Linked DNA regions of Homo sapiens: region 1 is linked to region 2. The links are chromatin loops, found by intact Hi-C in ENCODE. Cell type or tissue: PC-3. All regions are shown on one strand. Links, peaks and the distances in the headings refer to the core of each region. The heading gives the core; the rest is flanking DNA.

Evidence for each region. Peaks named below come from ENCODE experiments on the same cell type or tissue, not always from the same donor. Only the 100,000 strongest peaks of a DNase experiment are listed, where the experiment ranks them.
Region 1: a loop joins it to region 2, with 2.3 times the contacts of the local background. A loop is called at or near these places in 19 of 110 quality-filtered maps.

Annotation. Positions count from the first base shown.
Region 1 is chr1:222,918,248-222,934,412 of GRCh38, forward strand. DISP1 (dispatched RND transporter family member 1) reads left to right here. Exons shown (of 9, transcript NM_001377229.1): 2 at 10,183-10,323. Among named protein-coding and RNA genes, the nearest start is that of DISP1, 110 kb to the left of the region's middle. In PC-3, for the core only: no CTCF peak of the experiment used is centred there; a DNase peak (open chromatin) is centred at 8,624; H3K27ac peaks cover 335 bases.
Region 2 is chr1:223,066,619-223,082,783 of GRCh38, forward strand. It overlaps LOC124904521 (a long non-coding RNA gene), which reads right to left and starts at 8,375. Exons shown (of 2, transcript XR_007066891.1): 1 at 8,288-8,375; 2 at 5,631-5,957. RefSeq lists an enhancer at 11,995-12,508. In PC-3, for the core only: no CTCF peak of the experiment used is centred there; no DNase peak of the experiment used is centred there; H3K27me3 peaks cover 1,439 bases.

The DNA.
Region 1 (16,165 bases), core at 5,401-13,400, 150 kb before region 2:
ATTTCCCAGTCAGAGAACTGGTTACGTTAATTGGAGGAAACAAACCCACTAAGATTCCCACTGGTATTTGGGGACCTTTGCCAACAGGATACATGGGATTAATTTTGGGCACAAGTCATCTTAACTTATAGGGCATTACTATAGTCCCAGGAGTTGTTGATTTTGATTGTGAAGGAGAAATTCAGGTAGTGGTATTGTCACAAGATCTTTGGGTTTTTGAACTGGGAAAATATATTGCTCAACTGTTGCTTATTCCCTGTAAATTGCACCCTTCTCCATGAAAGGAGAGATGAGGGAATCGAGGGATTTGGAAGTACAACTACATGGGAAGTTTATCACAACCCATAGTATCTAGTAGACCCACTTGTGCAGTGCAGATTGAAGAAAAGAAGTTGTGTGGGCTTATGGATATGGGAGCAAGAGATGGGTCTCTCATGGTGATAGATCTTGAGGATTGATTTTTTTACTGTGCTATTGCACGAGAAGAATAAACCTTGATTTGTTTTCTCTGTGCCTTCTGTTAATCAGAAAGAGCCTGCCTCTTGTTATCAATGGAAAGTTTTACCCCGGGGTAATTAACCAAAGAGGCAGAAGCTGAGATACAGCTTGTGGAGCAGATGCTTCAGCAACGGCATGCCTCCTGGCTGCAGCCACAAAAGCCTTTGCTTTTGTTTGGGTTGATTTACTAATGTGGGTATGAGGGTATGCTTGTGTTTTTATAGGAAATGTACAAACCGTGTGGGTGCCCTCAAGATGTGTGCAACCACGGAACTGGAGACTGGAGGGAGCCATGGATCCCAACCACCGGCTTGGTTCCCTCAGTAGGAGCCATAAGCCAGTTGAATTTGAATGTGAAGACTGAACGAACCACCAACCGGCAATTAAGGGCTGCACAGCCTGCAATTGCCTTTCTTAATTAATTAAAAAACAAAGGGAGAGATGGTGCAGGCCGAAAGAGTGGGGATCGTGATCAACTTAGTATACCACTGGAGGCTATATGAGTAAACAGCAAACTTTTCATAAATGCAGAATGTTGGCAAACTGACAAACTGCATCTGCCGCCCAGAAGGAATGCTGAGGGAAGTCACGCCCCGAGCGCAGTGTTTCTTGTGATTAGGCACATTGAAGCCTGTTAGCAATAATGTGAACCTGTGATCAATCAAACAGCTGACCAATCGTTATCTGCTCCTCCCTGCTCTGTCTACCCAGTAAATATGAAGGGCTGTAGAAGCTCAGGGCTGCTGCCTTTGCTCACTAGAAGCAGGGAGCCCTCTTCTTCCCCTGATCTCTTCTTTAAAACAGTTGCTTTTGTTTTAAGTTTTCATTTCTGCGTCTGTCCCCCTTCGTTCAGTCCTGTGGTAACCGTAGTAACTGTGGCAAACCACAGCATTTTATTTCATATAAACAAATTTCTGAAGCTAGATATAGCATGACATAATTTTGAACTGTTTGAACTTCTGAATAACTAATGCACGTGTTTTCAACATATAAAACAACTCCCTCTACATTAGTGAAATATCTAACCCTACTAGCCCTAATGTTTTCTACGTTAGAGCTTGGGTAGCTTAAGGTTCTTTCCTTGCCAAAAATATTACCACATATTACAGAAAGTTTCAATAAAATGGGATTTGAATTTTCATTTTCCTTTTTCCATACAACTTCATTTTATTTTTGGGAATGTGATGTGTCATTTTCTTAATGTTGCTGTAATCTAAGTTATACTTAATCTAAGCCTTTAGCAATGATGACAGGTGTTTGTATGCAGGTGATATTTATATTCCTACGGAGTCTAACTTTTGGAAAATTAGTTTGCATGTATTTTTATTTCATGACATACAGTAAAGGTAACCTTCTCTATAAATGTTTGATGTCTTACAGAAAATTTCAGTGTATTAGTTATAACCTCTCAATCTATGCATACCACATGCATGTAGATTCATTTAGAGTTTGGGAACAAAATACAACTGAAACTGTTAAAGAGAATGTTCTGATTAGACTCTTCAAGACATAGTGGTCTTCATTCAAGGAGTAAATCTCCTGCCAAGAGTTTCTATCATAAAAGTAAAATATTACATTTTGAAATGCTGTATCACAAACCAAAAATATTTTGGAAACTCTCCAGAGCCCATGGATTTATTGTAATTTGCTTTTAAATCATAGTGCAGCACAGATTATATATTTAGATGATCTACAGTCTACTTATTTTGTTATGGCTGAAGTGATTCAGCTTGTTTTTGATATAAAACTATCAAATATGAGCCTTCTGTCCTCTAAAACATAACACTATACTTTGTGTGGGAGAAAAACTCTTGTTAAAGACAAAATGTTCCCTTGAATTCCAGTGTGAAATCCGCAATAAACTAACCTGCTTGAGTTAGTTTTCACATTTAAAAACTTTTCTTTATAGTAATTTTTTGGTTACGTTAAGGAGGGTTGGAATTTTGCCTATTTTTTAGCATTAGTCAGACTTTTTTCTTCACAGAAAAATGAAAAACTACGTCTTCTCTGAAATTTAATGATCTCTATGGTTTTTGCTTTAAAATATGTACCCCAGTTTCTGATCACTATTAAAATTTTTGATAGTATATAAATTAATATTAAGTAAATTTCATTCTAGATGACCAAAATGCTTTCTGTATAGTGATAAAATGCATACGGTTTTCTAGTCTATAATCAAATGAAGCAAAGATCATAATAAATAAAAACTAAGATTTTCCAGATTCACTTATTTCTAAGACACTTTATCACAGAAATCATATTTGCTACTATAAGATTAATTGGGCCGGGCACAGTGGCTCACGCCTGTAATCCCAGCACTTTGGGAGGCCAAGGCGGGCAGATCTCCTGAGCTCAGGAGTTCGAGACCACCCTGGGCAACATGGTGAAACACCCTGTCTCTACTAAAAATACAAAAATTAGCCGGATGTGGTGCATGCCTGTAGTCCCAGCTACTCGGGAGGCTGAGGCACGAGAATCACTTGAGCCCTGGAGGTGGAGGTTGCAGTGAGCTGTGATCATGCCACTGCATTCCAGCTTGGGCTAAAGAGTGAGACTCCATCTCAAAAAACAAAAAAGAAAAAAAGTAATTGGCAATTAAGCTACAGACTTATACTTAATGACTCACTATAAGTGAAAACTCTTTATTTTTTTTTCCTTGTTTAAAAATATTTCTGTCAATGCCATGGGAAAATTCTACCTTCAAAACAAAAAAATAAAATTATAAAAACTACCCAAGAATATGCTTGCATGTTAGCTTCTGGAGCAACCTCTACTGAGAAAAGGGTGAAAGCTAATTACTGTCATTCCTTATTATTCAGTAGCAGTTTAGTATTCAGAATTTAAAAGCTGAGAATAGTGTAACATATTGTGGGGCCCATATAAATCAGCAGTAAAATAGGATTTTGTATGCTGAATATTAATTTACAGACTACATTTCAATACTGTATTCTGCTTAATAAAGGATATATGTAATAACAAGTTATAAAATGTCAATTGTTCAATAAACATTTGTCAAGTATAAATATTTGACCTAGTACATGGTATAATATACTTTATATCCCTTCTTAAGGGGTATAAAAATGATTATAATAGAACCTGTGCCTTTACATATAGATTAAGAGGGTAAAAGAGATATATAAATGACCACAATAAAAAAAGACATGTGCTAAGTACCATGAGGGATCTCAGGTCATGTATGTAACTTAGAATAGAAAGAGAGAATTTCTGGCTTAGGTAATCAGAGAAGGTTTCATGTTGTTTGCTGTGTGTTGTGAAGAATGGATGGGATTATGGAAGTTGGAAATGTGAACAAAGGCCATTGCTGGTAGAGAGACTAGCACAAGCACTGAGGGTGTGAGGGTGTGTGTGAAAGCTTGTTTGGAGTAAAGCAAATTCTGTTTGGCAAGGGCAGTGAGTGGGAGGGGAAAGAGCCCAGATAATGGAGAATCTTGTGTGCCAGCTAAGATGTTTAAACTAGTGGGGGAGCCATGAGTGTTTTTTTGGACTGAAGAGCAGCTTGATCAGATCTATCTCTTATATGATGTATCGAGAAGCTCTATGTTGCTTAGATAAGGTAGAAAAGGTAGGAGACCATAGATAGGGTCACATCTATTAGGCTGTTGTAGTAATTCAAGGGAAAGTTAATCTAAGAAAGTAGCAGAGGAAATGGAAAGGATGGGTATATGTGACAATGGCTAGGACTTGGGAATGAATGAACAAGGGTATACAGGGTGTAAAGGTCAAAGATGACTCCTGCCCTAGCTCAGGATGCAGCACAGATCTGGTGTTCAATAAATACATATTTAAGTGAAAATTTTGGGCTTAAATGACTGAAAGGGTGCGCAGAAGTAGGAAAATCAAGAAGTTGTTTGAGGATGATAAGATCATTTGTATTTTAAATTGAGTTTGAGCTGCTGGCAGGATATATACATTGAAATGTCCTTAGAGAGTAGAAGCTGCAGAAATGGAACTTATAATAGAAATTGGAGTGTGACAATATAGGCAGGAGACATAAAGCAGAAAGTTCAAAGGAAAAGACCCTTGGATATTGCTCAAGATTTAGAATAACAGAATTAAGAAGATCTGCCAAGAAAATGGAATAGAGGTTAAAGAGATAGAGAATGTTAGGATAATGGAAACTAAGTAAAGAGAAAAGAGTATTTACCAACAAAGTTGGTAAATGAAGAAATGTAAAGAAAATGAATATTGAGAAAGGACCACTGGGTTTCATTTTTGAAGAAACAGTTTTATTAGATGGTAGTTAAGATTGTAGGAAGTGAAGGAACGAGATGGGGTTAAAACTTGAGTATTGTCTGGCAAAGGAAAGGAAAAGATAGGTAAGTAGCCTGAGGACTAGCAGGCCAAGGGAAGGAATTTTTCAGGCTAGGGGAAAACTAAATATTTTTTGTAAGTAATAATTTGACAAAGATGGAAAAATGAAGATGGACTTGGGGAGGCAGAGTGAGACAGAGTAAAGAGACATGGTGGTCAAGATTGAGAGTACCTGTGTCCAGTAAGACTGTCTGTAGTGATGACAATATTCTCTATTTGCACTGCCCAATTCAGAAGCCGTGAACTGCATATGACTCTTGAGCACTTGAAATGTGACGCCTTGTGCAACTGGAACACTGAGATTTTTAAATTTCATTTAATATGAATCAATTTAAAATTAAGTCACCACATGTGGCTTGTGGCTACCTTATTGGGGAGCAAAGATACAGTGGATAAATACAGTAATTAATAGCAGGAAAAAGGGTTGGACACTGAGAGATAAGGGACAAGTTCCAGAAAAAGTTTGAAGTACAGGCAGTAGTGTTTAAAGGAACTCATAGTCAAATAGTTTCATTCTTTCCCATAAAATAGGTGGCATCATTTGCTGAGAAGGTTAAGGTAGGGAGCATGAGAAAGATTTCCAGCCATGCTTGTGGAGATTTCCAGTGGAGAATCTATGATAGATGAGATGAATCACAGCCGCATTATAAGCCCTCTGGAGTTGAGAGTGTGCATTTGTTTTAGGTCTCTGCTTCCTTGTCTGGTGACTTTTTTCGGTAACATTTCTAAATCTAAGAGAGAAAGGAAAAAAAGAAGGGCAGGGAGAGCAAGTTTAGTGGAGCTCTTTGAAAGGCTGGAATGCTGGTGAAGTAAATAAATGCTGACGATGAGCTCTTAACTAAGCACAAAGCAAGTAAAAATAGGAAAGGACATGGATAAAGACTCTAGAGCCACGAGGTCATAAGGGTGAATATGTCAGACTATGGAAGACCGGCAAGGCCATAAAATTTTCTGTTGTAAAAATTGTAGATTTTAGAGGTAGAATTTTCAACAGGAAATGAGATAAGAAAGAAGAAATGTCTGTCGTTGGGTAAGAGGAATATATAAGACAGATGTACATATTTCCAAATTGTTGGGGAGGAATTTCAGCATCCCTTGAATTTTTTTTGTTTTCCTGCAATTTGCTTGCAATATTGTCTTTGCTCCAGACTTGCTAATTCAACTTTGAATGCATGGTCTTTTCTTAAATAATCCAGGTTTGAGTAGTAAAATTGGGATTTATCTTATCTATTTGCAGTGATATCCAAATTCATAAAAACTGAATTCAGAGCCAGCAGGGACCTATGAGATCATCTCATCTAGTGTTTGGATTTTGTAGATAAGGAGACTGTAACCTCTTGATTCAGTGATGAGTTCAAGGTTACATAGCCAGTGAGTGGTAGAGCTGAGACTAACTTCAAGTCTTCAGTGATTCCCTGCACTGGGCTATGACTTGGGCAGCATAATGCTCTGGTCTGAAGTTTTCAGTGGGTATGGAACTATTTGTACTCTGGAAACATCAAAATCCAATATAGAATATTATCTTCAGAACTTTGGTATGATTAGTTTTTCTGAACTTGTACTTCCAAATTACTAAACTATTAATTTGACCATACTGAAAGAAAAATCTTGCTGAAGCAGTATCTACAATGTACCACAGTTTACTTGTTCATAACTGTTTGACACTTAATGCTAAGAAAAAAGATAAATAGACAAGACTTTTAAATGTTAATAAATGTAACAGAATCCGGAATTGCATTTTTGACTAGGTGCAGCTGGGAAAGAGTTTATCAGCAGCTGTTTTATCACTTTTCTAAAAGTACCAAGTGTTGTGCCTCTCCTGCAGGCTCTAGTCTCTTTTTCCCTCCCCCATGCCCTTGTCTTCCTAATAATGAAGAAAGATACCTAAATAGTATGATCTACAACAAAAAGGATACTGTTTTCAGAAAATATTAGAACATCGTAAGGTCACTAGTACTTTTCTTTTCACTCTGAATAATATATTGAGAAACATATTGAAGTAATTGGGGATAATATTTATTTATAAAATAATTATGTGTCCCATGTGACAATACCAAAAATGTACTTTAACTTGTCTATTTTTACATGGACCCCAAATGTTTAAATGAAGTGATTAGACATACAAATCTGTAATTTTGATAAAAATATAAATAAGAATTTATAAGTTTCTGAGTTAGAGAATACAGGTCTTTGGTTTTTGTGACACTATATTTAATTTAAGGGATTTCTTTATAGGATCAACAACTCTAGAACCTTTGTTTGCATTTCTTGAAAGGAAAAGCACAGTGAAATAGGATTAGCTGCTTTAATAAAGTGAACCAAAATACTGTTCAGATGATCAAAGAGTGTTAAAATACCTTCATTTTTATTTTAATTCTTTAATTCCATTTTGTCATGGGAATTTTTGGTATTACAGCATTTGGCATACATATGACATGAAATCAGCATACCCTAAGATTTTAGGGATTGACTCCTTTAATATATTTCCTCAAGTAAATATTTCACTCTTCCTTTTCCCTGTCCTTTTCCTTCCAAGATTGGCTCTGTTTTAGGTGAATTAGGAGATACAGAGATGAAAGTTACCTTTCCTACCCTCTAGGAGCTCAAACATACAGTGGTTCTCAAAATGTGGGTCCCAGAACAGCAGCAGCAGCAGCATCCTGAGGACTTACTAGAAAAGCAAATTCTCAAGCCCTACCCCAGACCTTCAGAATCAGAATTCTGGGGGATGGGACTCAGGAATCTCTGTTTTCATCAGCCCTCCAGGGAATCCTCATGCACACTCAAGTTAAGAACCACTGGTCTAATGACTGGAACTTTATACCTTCCTTATTTTTGAAATTGGGATATAAGTCACATCCGAAAAAATTCACCATTTTAAAGTAAACATTTCAGTGGTTTTTAGTGTATTCACAGGACTGTGCAAACATCACCATTATCTAATTCTATAACATTTTCACCATCCAAAAATAAACTCCATACCTATTAGCAGTCACTCCCCATCCTCTGTCTCCACCCCTCAGCCCCCAGCAACCACTAACCTACATTTTGTCTCTATGGATTTGCCTCTGCTGGATATTTCATATAAATGGAATCATAAAATATGTGGCCTTTTGTTTCTTTCACTTAACGCAGTGTTTTCAAGGTTCATCCATGTTGTAGCATGTATCAGTGCTTCATTATTTTTATGGCTGAATAATATTCCATTGTATAGATGTACATATGTTGTTTATCCACTCATCAGTTAATGGATATTTAGGTTGTTTTTACTTTTGGCAGTTATGAATAAGGCACTATGAATATTCATGTACAGGTTTTTGTATGAACATATTTTCTGTCTGGTATATACAGTCAGTTCTCATTATTTGTGGTAGTTTTGTTCCTGAAGTCACTGCAAACACTGAATTAGTGAATACTGAATTACTGGTTCTAGGAGAAATACAGGATTAGGTTCCTGTAAGACTCTGGTCACATTTTCATCAGTTGATCAATATATAACCTTGTTTTATGTGTGTTTCTTTTTAAAGATATATTTATTGCTGATTCATTAACATTGAGTGCATGCCTAACAGCGCCATAACTCATGCCTGAACAAAGCGGCTTACCTAACCAGGTATATTTTCTGTGTGTGACAAGGCCTGTCACAGCCTTCTTGCACTTAGAGTAGGCAGCACTTCAGCATTACACTTGGGGGCTATTTGAAACAGTGAACTCACCAAAAAAAAAGCACAAATGTGAAAAACCTGGCACTAAATCGACCGCAAAAGGGAGACTTGTTTACAGTATGAGAGCCAAACACAAGAGGGTAGTCTTGTTTGAGTGACTCACGTTTTTCACCGCTCTGCCAATTCACATGTCTGAATGACTGTGAAAGCACCATGAGGATTATTTGGGGGTTACAAATAATTTATAGTGAATAATCATATTTGCAAATACAGAATCCACAAATAATGAGGATCAACTGTACTGGGAGTGTAGTTGCTGGGTCATATGGTAGTTCTATGTTCAATATTTTGAGGAATTACCAAGCTATTTTTTTTTTTTTTTGCAGAAGCTAAAGCGTGTTACATTCCCGCTAGCAGTGTTTAAGGATTCCAATTTCTCCATGTCCTTGACAACACTTGTTATTTTCTGTTTGTTTGAAACAGAATGGTGGATGTGAAGTGGTATCTAATAAGATACCACTTATAAGTGGTTTCGATTTGTATTTCCCTAAATCACTAATGACGTTGAACATCTTTTCATGTGCATATTGGCCATTTGTATTTCTTCTTTAGAGATGTGTCTATTCAAACACTTTACCTCTTTTAAATTGGATTATTTGTCCTTTTATTGTTGAGTTGTAAGAGCTTTTAAATATATATTCTGAATACTAGACTCTTAGATATATGACGTGCAAATATTTTCTCCCATTCTGTGTTTTCATTTTCTTGATAATGTCTTTTGATCTTCAAAAGTTTATTTTGATGAAGTCCAATTTTATCTTTTTTCTTTGTTTATGCTTTTGAAATTGTTGAAACTACTGTCCTCATATAGTTAGTACATCCTGCTACAAGAATTGCATACATATTTTTATTACCAAAGTCATGAAGAGTTAGATTTCACGGTTTCAATAAATTATAACTTATTTGCTAAGGGATGTCATTTGTAAATTTAAAGCATTTGTTCGTAGTATTTAAGAGACTTTTATGTTGTGGTTGTGGGATTTTAAATACTGGCATCATGAGGGCCATATGTTTATAAAAAGCAGTGTCAAATTTATTTAACAAACTGCTGTTTTTGTTTGGAAAATTGAAGAAAAACACTTAAAACTACTCTAACATTTTAAAAGAAGATTCTACCTCTTTTTAAAACCATGAACTTTCTGTCCTAAAAGTAGGATCTTGAGCCATTTTGTGAAAGAACACAAGAATCCCTGGAACTTGGAAATAAATGCAGATTGGTGTTTATTTGTGTTATTTTAAATGTAGTAGCACTGTGTGTTAGAAAACTCAATCTGTAACACTTAAGTCAGGCTAAGCAAGCAAATAATATCAGCTAACATGGCTTTAATCTACTAAGTAACTTAAAATCCAAAAGATCAAAGGAAGTTATAACTAAAAACAGTCCTTCATGCAGTTTCCCTGTGGAAGCAGGAAAAGGCTAGAAATTACATGTCACCTTCATATCCTGGCTTGCTGACCTTGTGCTCAGATCAAGCCCCTCTGTATGCCAGCTGTTACCATTATTAAGACCTTGCCCCAAGGGGTTAAGTAGGAGAAAAACTCTCCTGTCCTATTGGAGAGCAAACACTGAAAGTTCCAGCCCCTAACATGCCTAATTCAAAGCAATCTGCATGTGCTTGTCATTCAGTCTGTCCTGCCGCTCTGTGGAGCTGCGCCTGCCAACTCATTGCTTTCTGCTGTGCTGTGATCCTGCAGTCAGTTGCCGCTGTTGCTACTGCAATCATTTGCACCAAACTGAGCCAGAGAAGTTCCCTCTTTTAACATAAAGGTAATACATTTTCTCTTGCTGTGTGAATATGTGTGTGAGAAATGTGTGTGAATTTGTTATTTTAGGAGAATGTATTTAAAAACTGAACTTTGTTTCTAGGATTGTATTTAAAATTCCAGCTCACTGTTTTGTTTTTTTTTCAGTGTAAACTTTGAACGGCATTTGGCATTTTAACACATTAAAATCTTGTGAAGTTTATTTAAATTGTAGTCTAGCGCAGTAAGGTAAGGCCAGCCATTTCTTAAGTTTGTTAAAATGTCATGTCTTTGTGAAGTTGGAAGGAAACCTAAGCTTTAAGGAAGTTTGTTGTTTTACACTTTGAGATTCTTATTTAACTACTATCTAAAACAGAAAATTTTCAAAATATGTGCTTGCCATTACCAGGTGATAGAAAAATAAATGTAGAGTTGTAGGAATCACATTAGTCACTTTTGTGAATTAAATATTATAAGAAAATAGAAAATTATTAGCATCTTCCCTCCTATAAAGAGAGTAGTTTGGTGAAGATACCCTCTTGTGAACTAAACTTCAACAGCAAGTAATTCTTATCAGAGTTCATTTCAGATACACAGCTTGGTACAGGCCTTCAAGCTATATTTTAGTTGTTTAAATGTTTCATGCATTACATGGTAACTACAATAGTGACTGCATATGATTGGATTTACTACTTAAAAGTACAATTCAAAATATATTTGCTGTATTCACTTTTGCTTAAAATGAGAATGGATAATTTATTTGCAACTGGTGGAAAAATTCAAATTAGTTTAATGTGAAATATGTTTATGTTTGGTGTAAAATATACATTAAAAAATTAAACAGAGAAATTTAGTGAAAACTGAGATATTTCATGCACATCACTGACCATAAATGCCTTTATTCAATGATAATGCAAGAAATAGAAAACATACTTTACAATTTGTTAAAAAAATTTTACAAATAGGTATTCTTGTTGAACGAAGAAGAAGGAAATGTGTCCTTTTTACTCACAAGAAGGTTATTTTAGATCATAATATTTATAATTAAGAAAATTACAGTTCCCTTTGTTGGCTGGGAAATCACTAAACTGTGTAAATAAGCTCTAAATTTATGAGTGTTTCACTTGCAGGTAGTGGGTTTTCTGCTTCCCATGGTTTTAATATCTGGCGACACATTTCTACTTTCTAAAATGTTAAAACATTTTGCATTCTTTCATGTATTTTTTAGTCTTGCATCTCCAATAGATTATCTTAGATTGCTTTCATTGCCAACGTATCAAATATTGGGATATTTTATTGATTTTACTTTATTTAGGACTTTTTAGTATTAAAAAAGATATTTTTATGTATCTTCTATGCTTCATATAGCTCACATCTTAGACCTCAGTTTTAGACTTGTGATCATGAACTATTTGCATTGATTATGAAAAAATGTGTAATGTTTTAAGTGTCTGAAATGATTGACCTACAAAGTAGTTTAGAAAATACATGTTTACCTTAATTCAGTCTGGGAAATATGTATTATAAAGTGGATTCATCCAAAATTTAAATCTAGTCTCACTTGCCTTGCAGTTTATATTGAACCAGTGGAGCCTTTTGGGGAAATCTGCTTTTCAGTGTTTGCTATGCATCACTTCTTTACCTTCTGTTCTAACTGCTTTGAGTTCTGGGACTGGATCTGAGCATTCTTGCTGTATGATTCTTATAACTCAGTGTGGATGATGGACAGCCTTGACATACAGATGATATGAACATTTCCTATTTTTGAAAAAATACAATTCCTGATTACATTCTGACACAGGAAGCAAAACTGAGTTGTTTAGGATCAAGACATATGAGCTCCTTAGCCTGTCAGCCTTTTGGAAAAAATATAAGACAGAGCAACTAAAAAAAATTAGAAAAGCTAGACTTGGAGAAGGTGGTGGCTTTTTGTTCTCTCCATCTTAATTTCTATTCTCTTATTTTAATCAGTATTAAACAGGCTTATGTATTACAGGCTCATATTTAGATTCCAAGAAAACTGTATAAGGAAGATAGTAGGTGCTTACCAAAATGATTGCTAAATAAGGACATTTAACTGAAAAATGTGATTTAATTATTTTTGTAAGCAAACAAGAATCCCACACAATAGTAAATGTAATTTCAGTTCATCTAATATATACAAGAAAGCAAACAGCAGAATTCATAAGCATTTATAGTAATAATTTAAGGAATAGAGAAAGATTTATAAAAGTTGCACCCAGGCCCTTATTAAGACTTAATTTACTGATTCAATTCAAGTAAGAATAAAGTCTTTATAAGTTTGATGTTCTTCTAAGCTTGAAGCAAATCTCAGAGTTCTCTTTAACTGTGTTTTATACAAATACCTTGAGTGATGTTTCCCAAGTTGCTCAGTAGACTAAAGGATACTCATAGGACATTATTTGCTGGACTCTGCAGGGAAGAACCCATTTGGGGAGCTGTTCTAGGAAATTTGATTTGCTGCTTCTCAAACTTCACAAAACAGCAGGGAGTGGGGCCTGGTATTAGATACTAAACATTTGTGGGAAAAGTTTAGATAATTCTAAGTGTGGTATTAAAAAACAACACACTACCATCTAAATCAAACAACTTTTAAGTGCTTTATGGTGATTGATCTCAGTTTTTGGCTTTATGAAGGACATTTTTAAAATTCTCTCACATTCTTTTGCCTAACAATGTGTGGGAGTAAAATTTTCTTAGTTTGATTTACCTCAGTGATGTTTTTTTTTTTTCCTTTGGGCTGCTAAGTTTTGAGGTTTTGACATGTGTGAAGTATTAAACATCCATGGTATCTTTTAGACATGCTTGTGATGTGTTCAACATTTGTTAAGCTCGGTAATATGATCCTGTTTCTACTGGGGAAGAGCTATAGTGATACAGATAGATTGCTCAGTTGTAAAGCCGCCCATTTTGTGATTTTAGTTGAGACAAAATAGTTTCAAATGAAATCTCATGGCCTAAAGACACACCTATCACATCTTAAGGATCCTGTTTATTAACAAACCATCTTGTAATTCTTATTTGGTGGGGATGTGAGGCTAAATAACAGTCCTGCTATCTGCAGGCTGTCTAACCCTAGAATTGGAAAGTTTAAGATGCTTAAAATGCCACCAGGAATCTTTTTTTTTTTTTTTTCCTGGCATGGAACTTTAGGGAACATGCTCTTTTATTAGAGGATCTTGAGCCTTCATTTTAGAGACTGACCAGACATTGAGGATGAACTTTTTCTTGAGTGTTAAATAAACTCATTAGTCAAATTAGCTACTTCCCAAATTTTCTTCAAAAGATCAATAAATAATAAAGGCTATATGGCAAGGTGTTTCACATTTCCACAACATTGTTCCACGCAAAGTCTGCACTGTTGTCTTGCTTGAGCTAATATCTTATCAAGGCTTTCTCTCCCCACCCTTCCAGCTTAAGAAGTACTGCAGATGAAATCTCTTTTCATTGTAACAAGAGCAATAAAAAAAAGTAAAGATAGTTTAAACTTAGAGTACCAGGTCCAACTGTTTTCTAATATGCAGCAATATTCTGCATTTCAAGCAATATTTTCAGACTGTTGAATATTTTGAGTGGCAGTTGCTTGCTCTTATAGATTGATCAGCATTAATTATATAAAGTATAAATCAGTGGCTCTCAGCTCTGACTGCATGTTAAAATCACCCAGGATGCTTTAAAAAATGCTAATGTCCACACTTCACTACAATATGAATTAAATCAGAACCTCAACCTCTGGGGCCAGGACCCTTTTATCATAATTTTTTTAGTATTACCAAAGTGATTCTAATGTGCAGCCAGAGATGAGACTGCTGTGATAGACTTGTAATTTTATTAATATTCATATTTAATGCATACCTTAAGACTTGTAGCAGAGTCTAATTAAATGTTTTGGCTAGTTTTGGGGTTAGATAACTACTTATATAGGAGAACTTTGTAGAATTTTTTTAAAGTGACCATTGTTTGACATCCCTGATTATAGAAAGTTTCTCTAGTTTTATTTTGTATATTTTTGGTTATACAATTTCACATAATTCTCCAAACTTAGGGTTCAAAAGAAATTAGTGCAGCTTAATGGAATTTAAACTCATCTGAAAGAGGAGCGCAAAGCTATGAGAAGCCTTCCCTACCTCTTTCTTTCCAGCATTGATGCTTATGGGCACAGTACTTATAACACGAGTGTGGAGAGAAGTGGTAAATATTACATGGAAAGATAATTTTTGTGGATGAACCTGGAAAAGAGATCTCTGAAAAGTGCTTTGATAATTGCAATATTGTGAGAGTGCTCTTGAAATATGTATTTAGGAAGATAAGTGTTTATGCTAAATGAAGGATATCACTGATATCATTTACCTGAGATTGAAAGAGATAAACTTCATTTTATACCCACATTTCTGTTCCCACATAGACCAAAGGTACATTGGATGTAAAACAAAATGAGAAAAATGAAATTGATGTTTCTACAACCCTGAAATTTCTATCACTCACCTCTACATATGAAAATTTCTGCTTTTACAACCTAACTCATTTCTAGCAGTAATACTGCTTTCCAAAGGTAGGGCTTTCAGATTTGCTATGGCAGATATACTGCAATATCGTTAAGGTTATTTTACATTCATATTTTTTGTTGTAACTCTAGGGGGAAACTTTATCTGGAAACTTTAATTTTTCTTCTGTATCATTAAGTTGTTTGTGAATACCATGAATATTGAAACAAAACATTTACAGTGTATCCATATATCTTAGTTCCTCTGTCAATATATATCATGTATGTAATCATATTAATAGAGGTTATCTAAAAATGTTAGGCGTATTTCATTTTCAAAGGTGGTGCTTATCATAAGTTGAAACTACCCATAAATTGAATAATAAGAACAGTATGTTCTCACTGTAAAAGAATGCTAACCTTCATTTTCATATTTCCTGGAACTCAGTTCGCTTTCTCCTAGTTGGCAGAGAGCTAACTAATACCTAGTAGGCTCTTATGAAATATTTAGTGGTATAGATCTTCAAATATATAATGTTTGTTTCTTTGGGAAAATGGCTTTCAACTTATTATAGTTTATGCTTAAGGGGAATACTAGAATTAACACCTTATTTTTGTATAGGCCTTTGCAATATATAAAATGTTTACAAGTGATTTGGGGAAGCTATTTATAAGTATTCTCATGAAGGAGAGTTTAATAGTAGAAAGTTTACAAACTTAAAAATAAGAAAATGTAATTTGTCTCAGGAGGGAAGAAGATTATATTTCTTTATTTAAGACCATCCTTTCTAGTTCCTTAAAAGTGTCTGATTCTTTCATTAAAGATACAGATTTTGCTGTCAGGTCACAATTACATTATTCTTAAATAGTCAATATACTATATGACAACAAAGATCAATCCATTGTCTTGCTTTTTTAAGTTTGCATAATATGATATATGGATGGATAACACCTTTCCTTAATTTAGTGAAATATGTCTCTGGCGCTCTTGAATGCTGAATTGTACCTTTTAAAACTATCTTGGGAAATATCGAATTCATAGGCTATTTTTCATGTGGACCTTCAGACAGAATTTTACATCAGTAGCCTCTTGTGGTCCTATAAAAGCTAGTTGGACTTGGCATTGCTCTAGAGGCATCTTGAGGTAGTGGAAAAGCCTTACCTTTAGAGTCATACTGGTCTGAGATTAAAGCATGCAATTTGGATTAGCTACTTTAATATTTTTGATTCTCAGTTTTCTCTGTAATGGGTTTAATAATAAATTCACAGAGGTATTGTGAAAAAAGGGGCTTGACATAGTGAGATGATTAAAAAAAATTTTAATAGCCCTTTGAAGGGAAAAATATTTGTAGAGACAATACTT
Region 2 (16,165 bases), core at 3,612-11,611:
ACATCCTTCCTCGCTTTGTCTCAGAAGAGTGCTGGGGTGACCAGTAAACTTGGATTTGTCTCCAGATAAGAACAGCATGACCTTGGAAAGTTCTCTGAGTCTGATTTTCCTTATCGGTAATATGGGCTTACAAATATACGCATGATCATCATCCTCCTAGGGTTGTTGTTGTGAGGTGTGTATGACACTGGAAAGGGCCTAGCAAACCTCAGGGTGCTGTCCTGAGAACTAAGGACCATCTGTCCCTAGGCCTGGTTCATATGTCAGGAATCTGTCTCCATGTAGAGTTAGAACAACTGAAGGCTCACCTTGCAGTTGGGCCATTTTCTTCTTATTTTCACAAGGGGTTTACAAGAACAAACATGCTCCCCCTTTTTTTCTTTAGCTCCCCAGCTGCTCACAAGAGACGGCTGATCCCCTTTCACAAAGTGGGGACCAACTGAGTATGTGGCCTGGAGCCTCTCTCATCCCCACTCCTGCCATTTCCAGGTACATAGGTTTCTTCCATGAAGGTAAATGACAATTCTGTAACTTTCAATTGGATCATAAATGAGCCATCCCTTGGCAGTTTGGGGGCCTGGAGACAAGGTGAGGCTCTCCTTTTCATGCTATTTTAATGCTGTATCTAGACATTTCTCAGAGCAGGGGAATGCTGTTTTCATAAATTCTCAGACTCTCCCCTCAAAAGACACATTGCTTTAACTTTCCCTCTTACTTCCCCAGATAGCCTGGTTCTTTATCCCCTTGCTCAGAGTTGGATATGAGATTCCTTTGTGGAGTAAGCCCTGATTTTAATGTCACATATATTTGCTTTAAAAAGCCAAGGTCTGCCACTTACCAGTGGGAGGACCCGGGCAAATTGCTTAACCTCTTTGACTCTTAATTTTCTCATCTTTGAAATGGAGATGTTGAGTCTCAAGAACTATGATTGTCCATAGAAGTAAATGTGATCATTAATGCAAACACCCAGCCAAGTGCCTGGCACTTGGGGAGTTGTCATCTCTTTCTTGTTAATGTAATTATTATTGCACAACAAAGGTTTATTGAGTGGTTGATGTGAAGATGAATAAAACATGTTCTCTGCCGTTCAGAGGCTCATGATCTAGTTGGAGAAGAAACACCAGCATTGACAATTTGAATACGAACACAAGAGAAACAGGTTCTTTCTGGTTTTCCAGACAGCAGGGCAGCTGTGGAAAAAGGTCCTCATCGGGGCCGCTGCTGTGTCTTGTGTCATAACAGGCCCAGCTGCAGGGCAACTTCTGGCAGGGGCAGTATAACGGTAGGACCAGGTTCAGTGCCCATCCTGCTCATCTGCTCATAAAGTACCCATAAAAGGCCCGGAGGTCCCCCTAGACTCCCAGTCCCTCTCCGGATGTGCCTCCAGCTCATCATCCAGAGCTGACCGGCTGGGTTGAGACTCTACGCTGGATTGGGTGTTTTACCCCTTGGCTAGACCCTTCAAAACTGAAACTAGAACTCTGGTTGGTTCTCAGGTCCTCCACCATAAGCCTCTGCCCCAGCTCCCTGAGTCATCACCAAAGGTTAGCCTGGCCCCACCTAAACCTTGGTTCAGGCAGGAACAGTAGCCCTGCTTGCCTGGGAACGGAGTCTACAGAGGAATGGCCCAATGCTGGGGCACAGCGCTACACTCATGGTGCACAAAAGGATCTCCTAGGTTTCCATGCCATCTCCTAGGAGGCATAAGAGATCGGGGCAGGTTGTAGATGGATGAATTCCTTAGCTTTATCCTTGTCATGCAGACATGGGTTGTTCAGTCTTGCCACTATACAACATACCATTATGAAAATAAGTGGGCCAGGAACAGTGGCTTATACCTATAATTCCAGCACTTTGGGAGGCCAAGGCAATTGCTTGTGCCCAGAAATTTGAGACCAGCCTGGGCAATGTGGCAAAATTCCAGACCTACAAAAAATACAAAAATTAGCTGGGCAAGGTGGTGTGTGCCTGTAGTCACAGCTACTTGGGAGGCTGAGATGGGAGGATTGCTTGAGCTGGGGAGGTTGAGGCTTCTGTGAGCTGTGATTACACCACTGCACTCCCAGCCTGGGTGACAGAGAAAGACCTTGTCCCTGTTTTTTTAAAAAAGAAAAAGAAAATAAGCAGCATTTTCAAGTGACCAGATGGCTCCAGGATTCAGTCTTGCCTCCTCTCTGGCATCATTTACTTCTTGAGAGAGGAGAATCTGTGATGTGGGCTTAAGTTGGACCTGGGCTGAGAGGAAAAGCAGTGGGAGGGTGGAGCTCCAAGGAGATGGGGAAGGCCTTAGAAGAAGCACTGATTTTATATAAGAAATGGAATTTCCGTAAAGGGTGATTTTAAAAAATCACTTAAACCTAGAGTCTGGCTAAGGTCCACGCACTGGCTAAGATCAACATTAGCCCATTAATGAGTAGACTCGGAGAAACAGACAGAACATTGTGATGCTCTTGAGACTGAATTAGCATAACTGGATCTTGGCACATTGTGTATGGATGACCCATCTCTAAGCGTGGCTGCATGGAAACTCCATACCTTCTCCTGTACCTCCTCAAAGTTTTTTTTTTTTTTTTTTTTTTTTTTGGCTCAGTATTTGTCTGATGGTTTATTTTTTAGAAAAAGTTAATTATTGTAAAACTCTCTTTCTGTTGAGCTAATAGAGAAGTAGAAGTAATTGAATTAAAACACTTTTATTGAGTACAAAAACAGTGAGGCTGACTAATTTAATTATCTTGGACTCAATGTTTTCAAGTCATTGAAAACATGTTCTCCTTTTAATTAACCTTCTGGGGTTTTTTTTTAAAGCTCTAAATCAGGCATTTATCAATGCTTTGCTCATGAACAAACATCTATTGAGTACCTTCAGGGTTGAGGCCAAGGCCAAGCAGGTCCAATCCATCAGCATGTGAAGGCTCTGAGGTCTGACCATACATATTGATGAGCATGCCCCATAGTGATCTGTGTGTTTCCTCAAAGTCATGAGACCACTGTGATCAGTTTGTGGAGGTACAAAGTGAAGAGGAGAGATGAACTCAGGAAAGGTCCACAGGGGCCTCTTCTCAATGAATCTGATAATCCCACTTTGTACCTCTCAGCCTCATATACCAAGAAACTTGCTGTTAGCACAACAAGAATATCTCTGTCTCTTGAGGCAGACTCACATTAACCAGGCTCACAGAGGTTGATGTATAGACCAGAATGAAACCCTTAAGGATTGAGGAGTCTGAAGAGTTCTCTCTCTATAGTCATGTCAGAGGCGTTTGAACAAGAGCAACTCCATCTTGAATGGGGCTGGGTAAAATAAGGCTAAGACCTGCTGTGTGGCATTCCTAGCCAGTTAGGCCTTCTAAGTCACAGGATGAGACAGGAGGTCGGCACAAGATACAGGTCATAAAGACCTTGCTGATAAAACAAGCTGCAGTAAAAAAGCAGCTAAATCCCACCAAAACCAAGATGGCAACAAGAGTGACCTCTGGCCTTCCTCTGCTACACTCCCACCAGCACCATGACAGTTTACAAATGCCATGGCAACGTCAGGAAGTTACCCTATATGATCTAAAAGGGGGAAGCATGAATACTCCACCCCTTGTTTAGCATATAATCAAGGAATAACCATAAAAATGGGCAACCAGAAGTTCTTGGGTCTGCTCTGTCTATGGAGTAGCCATTCTATATTCCTTTACTTTTCTAATAAATTTGCTTTCACTTTATGGACTTGCCCTTAATTCTTTCTTGTGTGAGAACCAAGAACCCTCTCTTAGGGTCTGAATCGGGACCCCTTTCCGGTAACAGTCAGACTGCTTAGGAAGCTGAGTGATCACTAGAAGACAGTCATTAAGCCTGGAAGCAGAGCCAGAGGGTGAACATGTGACGGTTTAATGGCATCAAGCCAGAGCTGAAAGAGGGAAAAAGCTTTGATTATAAATAATGCTCAGCAGGTCTCCAAAAAGGTAAAGCCATTTGATTTATTTATTCTTCATTTCCATGGCTTTGTATATATATATATATAGGTGCTCAGTGAATGTTTGTTAAATCAATGAATATGTGCCAAGAAGGTGATCAGATCCTAAGGGCTAAGAAGGGAAAAACCAGGCAGTCTGGGAGTTGTTAAAGTGTGGAAGACTGGTTACCCCATACCTTCGTATGGGTACCAGTGGTCATTGGTTTGAAATGAGGTGGTGTGACTGAAGGAAGAGGATATCAGCTCAGTTCTGAGTGACAAACATTGAATCAGCAGACACTTATTGAGAACCAGGCAATGGGAGCATTGAGGGGACAAAATCTTTTTTCATGGCGACCCATAGTCTCACGAGGTATTGTTCTACCTTCGTCGAGAAAAATCTCCCACATCTGCTGATGGCAGACCACATGGCACTCAATAGACCAGAAACCAAGACTGCTTGATTTGCCAACCCTGGACTGCCCAGACTTCATTCAGCAGAAGTCTAGCTTTTATGTGTGCAGTTTGATATAGGAGCTTTCTGACTGGCAAAGATGAATGTGTCTTTCTTGATTATTAAAATATTTTCTTTATCAAGTAACTGGGCACTCTGAGATTGAGCCTTAATATTTCTGTATGCTTGAAAGCAGAAAGAAAAGGGCTATTCTAAAAGTAATCCAGGCCGGGCATGGTGGCTTATGCCTGTAATCCCAGCACTTTGGGAGACCAAAGCAGGCAGATTATTTGAGGTCAAGAGTCCGAGACCAGCCTGGCCAACATGGTGAAACTCTATCTCTACAAAAAATACAAAAATTAGCTGTGGTGAGATGCGCCGGTAATCCCAGCTACTCCGGAGGCTGAGGCAGGAGAATCGCTTGAACCTGGGAGGTAGAGCTTACAGTGAGCCAAGATGGCACCACTGCACTTCAGCTGGGGCCACAGAATGAGACTATATCTCAAAAAAAACAAAAAAACAAGAGTAATCCAAATAAATGTTCTTCATTTGGTTCTGAAAGTGGAAGCAGGCAGCAGCTTTGGGGCTAATTCATTCCTTGCTCAGCCAGGGGGATAACTTTGTGAGTCCTTTTGTCACACCAGTGTACATCGGGTACCTGTCCATTCTTGGGACAAACACTGGTGAAATAGACAAAGACAAAATACAAAAATTAGCCTGTAGTCCCAGCTTCTTGGGAGGCTGAAATAGACAAAGACAAGCCTAGGTCATTCTTTTTCTGTTTAATAGTGTAAAAGGCTGTACATTCCAACTGACAGATTTTTACAATAAAGAAATTGGCCAAAAATTGGCTTTTGGGTGCCTCTGGAATAGAATAGAGAAAATTGGAGAAGGGGCTCCTTTGAGGATAGTATTGCCAGGATTGGTGGTTTATTTCCCCCAAACAAGGGCATGCCACTGAGTGACTTGTTCACAAGTCTCCTTGCTTGGAATTATACACTCAGAAATTGCTTTGGAGCTCACTTTAGGTGCAGGAAACTTGTTATCTGGGAGAGCTGCTGCAGCTCTGTGTCAGGCCTGACAGTCACCTTCATCTGGTGCATTGACAGTTACTGTCCCCTAAGCAAGATCATCTGAGATCCAAAATCCCCTCTGTGAGTTGTGTTTTCCCAGTGACCTACTGTGTTAGTTAAGGTAATGCTAGCTGCTATAACAGACACACCCTGAACTCCCAGGGCCTTAGCACAATGAAAATTTATTTCTTGCATACTTCACAGTCCCAAGAGGATGTTCCTGGTCAGTCAGCCTTCCAGATGGTCATTCAGGGATCCAGGCTCCTTCCATCATGAGGCTCTGCCTTCTGTAAGTCCTTGGTGTTCTCTGCATTCTGCCAGTGGGTAGAGGGAGGCACCAAGGGGAAGAGACATCTCCATGTTACCTTTGGGCTGAAGGTGCCAGTTGTTACTTCCATGCATTTGCCACAGCTGAGAAGCCTTCCATGGCCCTACTGAGGTGCAAGGGAACCTGGGAAATGCAGTTCCTGTGAGTGCCCCGGCAACACCTCTACATGATGGGAAAGAAACAGAAATATTTGCCACACCTAGAAACACCTGGCATGGGGTAGAAAAATAGGAAAGGTTCACAATAAAACAGGGAAGGGGGCGATCTCAGGAGGGTGTGTTGAGAAAACACAATTCTTCTAAGAATTATTATTCTGGAGCTGTCCAGGTTTAGTCTAACTGAAGCAACACCTCTGAGACTCTGAGCAAAGGGATAGATACATGGGCCTAGAGCTGGTTTGATTCACTCTTCAACCCACTCCTGTAATCTCAAGTGAGGGACAGTCCTCAGGAGAGTGATGGTGTCTCCATTAAGGGGAAAGCCCTGTCTTTCTCATCTTGCCCCAACCATCCATAAGGCAGGAGAAATGTCCTCATCCTATTTCCCAAGAACGAACCCTGCAGGTCTGGTGAGTGTGCTGTTGCATTCATTTAGACAACAGACGTTTCTCTAACATCTACCATGTCCTAGGTACTATCACACAAAGGAGAGGTGCTTTTTCTGGCCCCCTGAGTTCCGGTCCTGGGCTGCTTACTAGGGCATTTGGCAACTCACTCCATCTCTCCAGCCCTCCCTTTCCCCACCTGTAAAGTAAAGTTCTTTAAATTCTCTCTAACTCAGTGGTTTTTAACCAGGGGCAGTTTTATTCCCCTAGAAAACATTTAGTGATATCTGGAGACATTTTTTGGTTGTCACAACTGAGGGGAAGAGGGTGCTTCTGGCATCTAGTAGGTAGAGGCTAGATACGCTGTTAAACATGCTGCAATGCTTAGGATGCCCTCAACGTCAAAGAATTATCCAGCCCAGATGTCAATAGTGCTGAAGGTGAAAAACCTTATTCTTAGCTCTAAAATTCTGTGATTCTTGCCAAGCAGAGAAGTCAGTCTGAATCTGGGATGCTGGAAATACTTGATTTCTATAAACTTGGTTAGTGGTGCTTCTCCTAACACAAAGATTCTGCCATTAGACTTCCCTCAGGTTGTTGTAGGGACCCGTCACTGGTAAATGTGTGTCACCCACACAGCAGCCACGTTAGAGGAGTGACCACAAATTCTTCTAAATGTCTAGCTTAAGCCCCTCTTGATTCAATTCATCCTGCCTTGACATGATTTACGGAACTAAAGCAAGCACGTGAAGATGGTGTGCTTGGGGTTTTGGTCAGTAGGAGCTAGACTTTTACCCCTCAAGTCTTGGTAGAGGGGGTGCTTTGCATAGATCCATTCCCATTCATTTCCTTTGTGCCCTATGTCTGAGGACATACAGCTGTGAGATGGAGACATAGGAGTGCTCTATGTCCACCCATGTCTTCATCCATCCATTCGTTCACTCAACATTTATTGAGCACCCACTGTGAGCTTAATCCATAGTCCAGGTACTCTGCTCCTTGTGCTGGCCACAGAGCAGTGAGTTAGACAAACATCGCAGGGCCAATGGAAACCACACACTAGTTGGGGAGCGGGTAATAAACAAGTAATCATGGTACAATTTACTTCTACAGTCAAGAGCCCTCTCTCTATGGAAGGTCGTTTATTTATTTATTATTTTTTTGAGACAGAATCTTGTTCTGTCGCCCAGGCTGGAGTGCAGTGGCACCATCTCACCTCACTGCAATCTCTGCCTCCCGGGTTCAAGTGATTCTTCTTCCTCAGCCTCCAGAGTAGCTGGGATGACAGGCGCCTGCCACCGTGCCTGGCTAATTTTTGTATTTTTAGTAGAGACGGGGTTTCACCATGTTGGCCAGGCTGGTCTCGAACTCCTGACCTCAAGTGATCCACCTGCCTCGGCCTCCCAAAGTGTTGGGATTACAGGAGTGAGCCACCACTCCCGACCAAGAAGACAGTTTATTTTGCCCTAATATTGGCTAAGGGAATCTTCCCAGATATTCTAGCAGAGGAGATTACAGACCTTACACTTCTGCTGCAGAAAATCACAAAATTTTTAGACTCTCCCTGGAAAGCTTGGGGCTGCAGCCTTGCTCCTCCCGCCTGTCCCCTTTCTGCAGCCCACCTGCTGCCCAAGGGTGCTGTGCATTCCGTCCTGGGGATCCAGAGGAAAAGGGGCTTTGTGGGGAGAGGAGGCAGGGATAAAGGAAAGTGCTAAGGCCCAGCCAATTCCTCCTAGGCTTGTAAAATTCCAGGGCTGAGTCCAAGTTCCCAAAATAGAAGTGAAGGGAGAGCAAACTTCCTGGCTGTGGTGGAGCCCCTGATGTGTTGAATGAAGCTGTTGGTTTGCAGGGTCTGGGAGGGTGTGTATGGGAGATGGGGGGGTCAGGGGGTGGTGGGGAGGGGCCTGAGTGACCAGAGGTGACCAAGATCCTGGGGGACAGACAGCACCTGGAGTGGTGACCACAGCTGCAGGAGCGGCAAGACTCCCAACACTCCATGCTTGGCGGTCACTTCTTTCTTTAGAAAGAGATATTTTGCTTTCTGTGGGCTTGAGAAAGCAGCAAATGACTGCACAGTCATGGGCTGTGCAGGGCCATTGTGACATGTTTGTCCTGTGGGGGCAGCGAGTATTTGTGGATGTGGGTGGGGGTGTGGACGCTTCGTGTCCACTGGCAGCCTGAAAATGAGGAGCGTGCGCCTGGATGAATGTCTGCTCTAAACTCAACTGCTTGTTTATTCAATGTCCTTAAAAAGGCTCTTAGTTCATCAGCAGTGTATTAAAAGTGTATAGTTCAACAATGAGCTTTTTGTTTAGATATCTTGTTTCGCAGTTTCTTAGGTTCAGTAAACACATTTTTTAAAATGTCTTAATTGTCTCATGAAGATATCTGACACAGTTAAATAAAAACAAGTGTTAGATTAAAAAGCCATGTAACTGCCCAACAGGTTCACCTTATCCATTGCCTAAACAGAGCCGATTAATCAAGACAGGGGAATTGCAATAGAGAAAGGGTAATTTATGCAGAGCTGGCTGTGCAGGAGAATGGAGTTTTATTATTACTCAAATCAGTTTCCCCAAAAACTCGGGGATCAGAGTTTTTAAGGATAATTTGGTGGGTAGGGGGCTAGTGAATTGGGAGTATTGATTGGTTGGCTCCGCAATGAAATGACAGAGCGTCAAAGCTGTTCTCTTCTGCTGAGTCAGTTCCTGGGTGGGGGCCACAGAACTGGTTAGCAGGTCCAGGTGGGGCCATCCAGTTGTTAGAAATGCACCTGAAAACTCATCTCAAAAGGCCAATCTTAGATTCACAATAGTGATGTTACCTCCAAAAGTAACTGGGGAAGTTGCAAATCTTATCACCTCTGGAATAATGGCTGGTAATATTTAGAATTCCAGCCCTTCTCTTCCTGACTTGGTGGCTGGTGGCCTGTCATTTGTTTTATAAGAATAGTTTAGCCTTTTAGGAAGGGCTATTATTTAAACTATAAACTAAATTCCTTCCCAAAGCTGGTTCTGACTATGTCCAGGAATGAACAAGGACCGTTTAGAGGTTGGAAGCAAGATGGTGTCAGTTAGGTCTGGTATCTTTCACTGTCATAATTTTCTCAGTTGTGATTTTTGCAAAGGCAGTTTCAGCCAAGGCAGCCCTGCAGAATGAATGGACAGGAGACATTCGCCTGAATTACCCGGGCATTGACAAGTTCTCTAGGTTCACTCTTGGATTTGCAAATCACTTGCTGTGTGAATTTGGGGCAGTCTCTTCCTCCCAGTGTGCCTCAGTTTCCTTCTTTATTGGTTCATTCTATAAACATGATTTCAGTTGAAACATGCTAAAAGAATTGAAAAAAAAAAATCAAACAGACTGTATGTGCACAACCCTAACACCCAGGGGCTGCCTTCTTGTACTTAACTAGCAGTCCCTCGGGGGTACTGTTAGCTGAAATGCTAGTGAAATGACCGCTCTCCACAGATAAGGAATAGCTGATTGTTCCTCCCAGCCAGCGCTGGATTCCCTGGAACCATTCACATTCTCTTTTCCTCCTTCCTTTGGAATATACAGACATATGCCTAGCATGCTGCCTGGTATGGAGCCAGCTCTCAGCCAACACGTCTGAGTGAAGCTGCATTGGGCACACACCCGCGTGGGGCAGTGTGAGGCTGGCACTGCAGGCCACCCCAGGCAGATGCCTTCCTGCTGGCACTGACTGAAGGCCTGAGGGATTCCCTGGGCAAAGCCAGAGAATCAAATGGCCCCTATATGAGATGTTTTCTCCCATTGGAAACTAAGTCATTTTGTCACTTGTCCCAACCTTCCTCTTCTCAATCTTAAATACAGCTTGTGCCTTTGGCTTACGTATTTCTTTGCATTGGCTCGGCATGGCTCATAAACGTCCAAGGGTAGGGTCATATGTGTCAGACATGCTGCTAGTTTCTCATCCCACAAAGCTTCAATATGAGCTGGGTATGACCTCCCTCTTGGTATCAAGGAGGCTAGTATCAGAGAATTCGAGCAGCTAGTTCAAAGTCAAACAGCTGTCAGGAGCTGGGGCTGCGATTTGAACCTGGGCAGAGAGCAAAGCCCACACTCATTCTATTTCATGCGGCTTTCTCCTTCTGCCTGAAGTCACGTTCCCCTGATCCTGAAGGTTACCGCAGGCGTGTGTGTCCTGGAGAGTCTTCAAGGGTCTCCCCATCCCTAGTGAAGCCTTCTAAATTTCACAGCTCTGACCACAGCAGCCCACCATCAGGCTGTGTGCCCTGGTGTGCCTGGCAGGCTCTATGCAAACAGAACCATTTTTGATACTAGTGATGTTAACATATCATAGGTTTATGTAATTATTATTGTTACTTTGGTCTTGATTTCCTCTTGCCAGACACGATGTCTAAACAGGAAAGACCAGCTTTCCTGTTGGGAGATCAGTGACTTCCAGAAGGAGTTGGCTTAGGGAGCTCCTCTCCACGCCCCCTCCCCTTCTTGTGGTTTTCAAAGATTCCTTTTCAGTCTTGAAGATGAGTGGGAAATACCAATAATAGCCCCTGGGAAAGGAAGGAACCCCACAGCGGGCCAGTTCAGGGGATGCCTCTGCAGCAAGTGATGGGCTCTGTTCCAGGAACCCCTCCCTTCCATCCTTCTGTGCGGGCCACTCCACGTCCACAGGGAGAGAGGTGGCCCGCCCAACCCTGAGTGTGCAACCCGAGGGCAGCTGGGGATGAGTGTCGTGGCGCCCCTCGTGGCCATCTGTCGGTACCTGTGCCTCGCGCAGGGTCTGTGGCTCAAGTTGTGAATGGTGGGGCTGGGTGTGGCGAGGCCTCCGGCCTGGAGTCTAACTTCTGGGTTCTAGGCAAGGTTAAGGTCCTTCCCCATCACTCCACGCTATGAAGCTCTAATTCTTTCATTTAACTTCTCACTCATTGAACAACTATTACATAAAAGGCATTGCCTGCAGTAGAGGCTCTGAGACACCAAAATGAATCCAGCAGTCCTCCTTGGAGGCTACAGAGGCAGACAGGGAGAGCCACACAGGCACACAGTGAGGCCAGACACGAAGGCCAGGGAGCAGGGGAACAGAAGTGAGGCCGGCAGATCTCTGGGTCCAGGACCCTTGCCCTGGCCATGAGGTGGAGGGTGCAGCAGGCTTCAGCCCCAGAGGGCCACCTCGCGTCCCCAAGAGGCAGGGGTTGGCTAGGGCTCCAGGGGACCCTTTCTCTGGGGCCATATATGAGGGTGGGTTCTACTCGGTCCTGTGAGCACCCTTGGGCTGCCTGCTCTGCCTTGCCAGGCTCTGCCTGCCTTCCTGGTGCCACATGGGGCTGGGTGTGGGGAGCAGGGGAAGGAGAGCCACGTTCCCCTCCTGTCCCAGAGACTCTTAGAGAGATGAGGTAATGTCTGTAGCTGCCCTGGGGAGGGGATGGGACATGCACAGTGAGGCGACCATCCGACTCTCACTCCATGCTGCATAGGGACCCTGCACTCTGGGTTTCAATGCATTCCGTTACCCTCGTTTCCTCCTCCGGAAGCCGCCACAACATGCTAATCCTTCAGCAGAGCTGCAAGGGACAGAGAGGGAATGGAATCAATATTTATGAGGCCTTCAGGCCCGGCATGGTGGCTCACACCTGTAATTCAGGTGTGGCTCACACTTTGGGAGGCTGAGGGTGGATCGCCTGAGGTTGAGAGTTTGAGACCAGGCTGGCCAACACAGCGAAACCTTCTCTCTATTAAAAATACAAAAATTATCTGGGCGTGGTGGCAGGTGCCTGTAATCCCAGCTACTTGGGAGGCTGAGGCAGGAGAATTGCTTGAACCTGGGATGTGGAGGTTGCAGTGAGCCGAGATGGCGCCACTGCACTCCAGCCTGGGCAACAGAGCAAGACTGTCTCAAAAAAAAAAAAAAAATTATGAGGCCCTCAGGAAACCTGGGGGTCCATCCATCAACGCCAATCTGTGACCTCGTTCAGATGTTTCTCCAGCTCTGGCTGCTGGAACGTTTATTCCTCCATCAGGGCTTGGGCCATTCCAGGCTGGGGAGAAGAGGCCAGAGGGAGGAGGGAGGCCCCCAGCCAGGTTCCGGCTTGGGCAGTGCAGCCAGCAGAGGGGCTTAGGAGCAGCAGGCAGTGGAGTCCTGAGCAGAAGCAGGAGGGTTGCAGGGCTGTGCTGGCACCAGCCGTGGTACAACTGGGGCATGGATGATGACTGAAGATGGTCAGGTAGAGGAGAGTTGAAGCTTCTACCCTACATGTGTGCTCACTGTTCAGGAGACTCATCAGCGCTGCTTTACAGTGTGGTCGCTGGCTTTTCCCAAGAGAAAGAGGAAACTGCCAGGACTGCTAAAGGCTGGGCCCAGGACTGCTGCTCCTTCTATGGCTCGACACAGGGGGAAGGGGGACAGCCTCGCTTCTTGCTGGGGCTGATCACAGGGGAAGAGGGGTCCAAGGCCACCATTGGAGACCACGCATTCTACGTGAGGGCCACGGGTCCCCCTGTGTCTGCCTTTCCACGTGGGGAGGGGTACATAGCAGCTGTGAACCTCTCATCTGCTGCCCCAGGCTTTTGGATCCTGTCAATGCACAGACTCTGACAGACTCAAACATCTGCCTTCCAGCCTCGGCCATGTACTCTGGTGACTTCCCCAGAATGAGTGTGGCAGGTCGCCTTGATCCAAGTAGCTGCCAACTCACCCTTGCCCTCTTAAACAGCCCCTTTGTGGACAGTGGTCAGTGACAGAGACATGGGTGACCTGCTGAGTGGGAGGGGAAGGCTCCTCTCTGGAGGTTCAGAGGTGGAATTCAGACCCGCAGGCCAAAGTCTCAGAAGGCAGATTTTACGCCCACGCAGGAGTGAATAATAAACTCTTTAATACTGGAGTGGTCTGATTTCCAAAAGGGGGTGCCCTGTCCCTAGAAGTGTTCACACAGAGGCCGGATCATCCCTGCCGGGAGAATGAGAATGAATTCCTACACTCGTGGAGAGGCTGGACTCTTTAAACTTCCAAGATTCCTCACGCTTTTAATCATCCTTCATTCTAATTATCCAGACCCTATTTGGTGACAATTATCATTTGCAAGTCCCAGCAATCCTCATTTTGGGGGCCAATCCCTAGTTGCTTGTGTAAGTAAGCATTGTTGAGAAAAGGGTCCAACAGCTGGAATCCAGGAAGGCCCTACCTACCTAGGCACCATGTTAATGCCCAGCTAGTCAGTTGGGTCCAAGCGGCTTTGAGTATTTCTATTTTAATATAACTGCATGAAATTCGCGCACCCGGGAAAGAGCTCGTGCGGGGTCACTGAGCACCTTCTTTTCTTGGCCCTGAGGTTGGGCTGGGGGTGGAAAGGACCCTCAGCTCAGAGCCCTCCGTGAGGCCCCCAGCATCTACTGCATCACAGATTGGACTGTCCCCAGCCACAGGACAGGGCTCAGGCCTCCCAGTTCTCCAAGAAGCGCATTCCCTGGGGTTGGCCCACAGGACCGGGCTTCTCCGTTCACCTTTTCTCTTGGATTCGTGCACCACCTTGGCTGTACTGAGAAGCAGTAGTGTGAGCAACCAGGTTTGAAGGCCACAGGCTCTGACCCCAATGCCCACCCTGTGCTGCTCCGGAGGAACTCTCTGGGGTCTCCTGCCCCTCAGGCTCCAATGCCGGCCCCAGCCTCACTCTGCCAGGGCCATGGATCCTGCCCTCACAGCCCTGGGGGGGAAGGACCAGTGCCCAGGCAAAGCTCCATGCCTGGCTCACACAGGCCCACAGGAGAGGGAGGAAAAGTCTCCCTCATGAGTAGCCAGGGTCAGGGTCCAATGAGGGCCCTTAACATGTAAAAGATGTAGCTTGAGCTCAATCAGCTTTAACCTTGTCTTTCCATTACCTCATAAAGTAGCATGGAACTCTTGACAAAAGTAGCAAAGCTCTGAGGAGATGTGCGCTTACTGGCTTTCTAGCATATTCCAAAGTTCTCTCTGCCTCCAGGTGTGTTGCTGCTGCAGGGCTGCAGGTAGGCATGGGCCGGGCTGCAACTTGGGGCTCTTCTGAGGACCTGGGACTCTCCCCGGGAAGGGCGGCCGTGCAGCTGTTTCTAGATCAGCGAGGATTTCACCACAGGACTCCCATTCTGTGATCGTGCTTCCAGGCTGACCTGTGGCACGTGTGTGCAGGGTGTCGTGCATGTGTATTGTGCGTGTGGTGGGTGTCCACTGTGTAGTGTGTGTACACATAGTATGTGTGGTGTGTGTATACTGTGGTTTCTCCCCTGAGGCCGGCGCCTCCGGGTGTGGTGTTGGCGCTGTGTCTAGGGTTTCTAGAAGGGGAGGAATGAGGGAAAGAGGCCCCTCCGGGCACTGGGACAGGCTCAAGGGGAACAGCCCCGAGCTGGGTGTTGGCTGAGTGTGAATTCCAGCAGCCAGGCTCACAGACCCGTGTCACCTCTGACGTCAAGTGGCAGGGACACGCTAAAAGCCTTTGAGTCTATTGATTGAGAAGGCTCCAGAAGGTTTTGGAGCGCTGGAAGAAGGCCAGGCCTGGAATTTACGCGTCGGCCTCTTGGTGTCTCCTCCCGCTGAAGGGAGTAAATCCAGGCAGGTCTGGGGCTGCCGGGCGGGCACCTGGGGCGGAGGAGCCTCGAGGCTGTGGTCCTGCAGCACCACCTGGGGGCGGCGAGAAGAGTAGCCGCAGAGGCTCGGGAGGACGCGCCCTCGGGTCCAGCCGCAGCCAGCACACCGGGAGGTGGTCAGGGGTCATCTCTTCTGCGCCGGCCCCAAAGTAGACTGTCCAGTTCCCTGGGAGATACTGCGAAATCTGCTTCATGTTTCCATTCGTAGACAGGAAAAAAAAAAGCCCGCCCCAAAAGCCTGAGCTTCCATTAGGATTACCTTGCCTGGGGTCCCAGAGTGACCATAAAACACCATTTCCCACCCTCCCTGCCCCATTGGTTTGTCAGAATACTGCTTCCACTAAGAGGTACCATCGTTTAAGATTCTTAGAATATTCTACCTAAAAGGCCTGAATATTCTCATATTCATGTGTGGCCTTAGAATGAATATCCAGCCTGAAAGGAGATGGTGAAGTATGCCTGCCTCATAGGGAAACTGAGGCTCAGCAAGGCTCCGTGGAAGAGGGGAAACCTTACCCTCTGAGTGCTCCATAATGGAGTCTATGGAATAAACTGACAGCAGGCGGATTAGCAGGAGGAAGGGTGACCACATTTATTATGCACATGGATGCATCATGGGAAAGAAAAGTGAATATCTCCAAACCAATGAGAGACCTAGAAGCTTATGCGCCTGACTCACCGCGGAGGCAGGAGAGGGGATGGAGGTGCCATGGGGAGAATGAATGATTTGGGGAAAGATGAATGGGCCCTTGGGAGAATATGGGTAGCCTATGACAAAGTTGGCCTGGGCATGGCATCAACCTTCAGTCCCCTCTGCTGTGATGCGAGTCTCCCCTGGCTCATGAATTTCCTGGGGAGGGGGATTCATGATAATTGAGGTCCCTTTGGAGGGTCCGTCTTTAGGCAGACAAAGGCAGCTCAGAGCAAGCCTCCGCCTGCATCCTGTGCTGCCCAGTGCCTTCGGTTCAAGGTAGCTGGCATACCGTGTTTGGGTGGCACTTCCCGAACTCCTTCAGCCCAGTCCCTTGACTTTAAGCCCAGTGCTCTTTCCACTGCTGTCCACGGTGTGTGGCCCTCCCCCCGTGCAGGTGTGTGACTGGGCACCCGCAGAGGGACACCAGGCCACAGGGAAAACAGAGAGAGGCAGACCCAGATAATGCCAAGATGTGCACAGAGCTGAGTGCTGTAGAAGGAGCTGCAGGCATGGGATGGAGGGTGTGACACC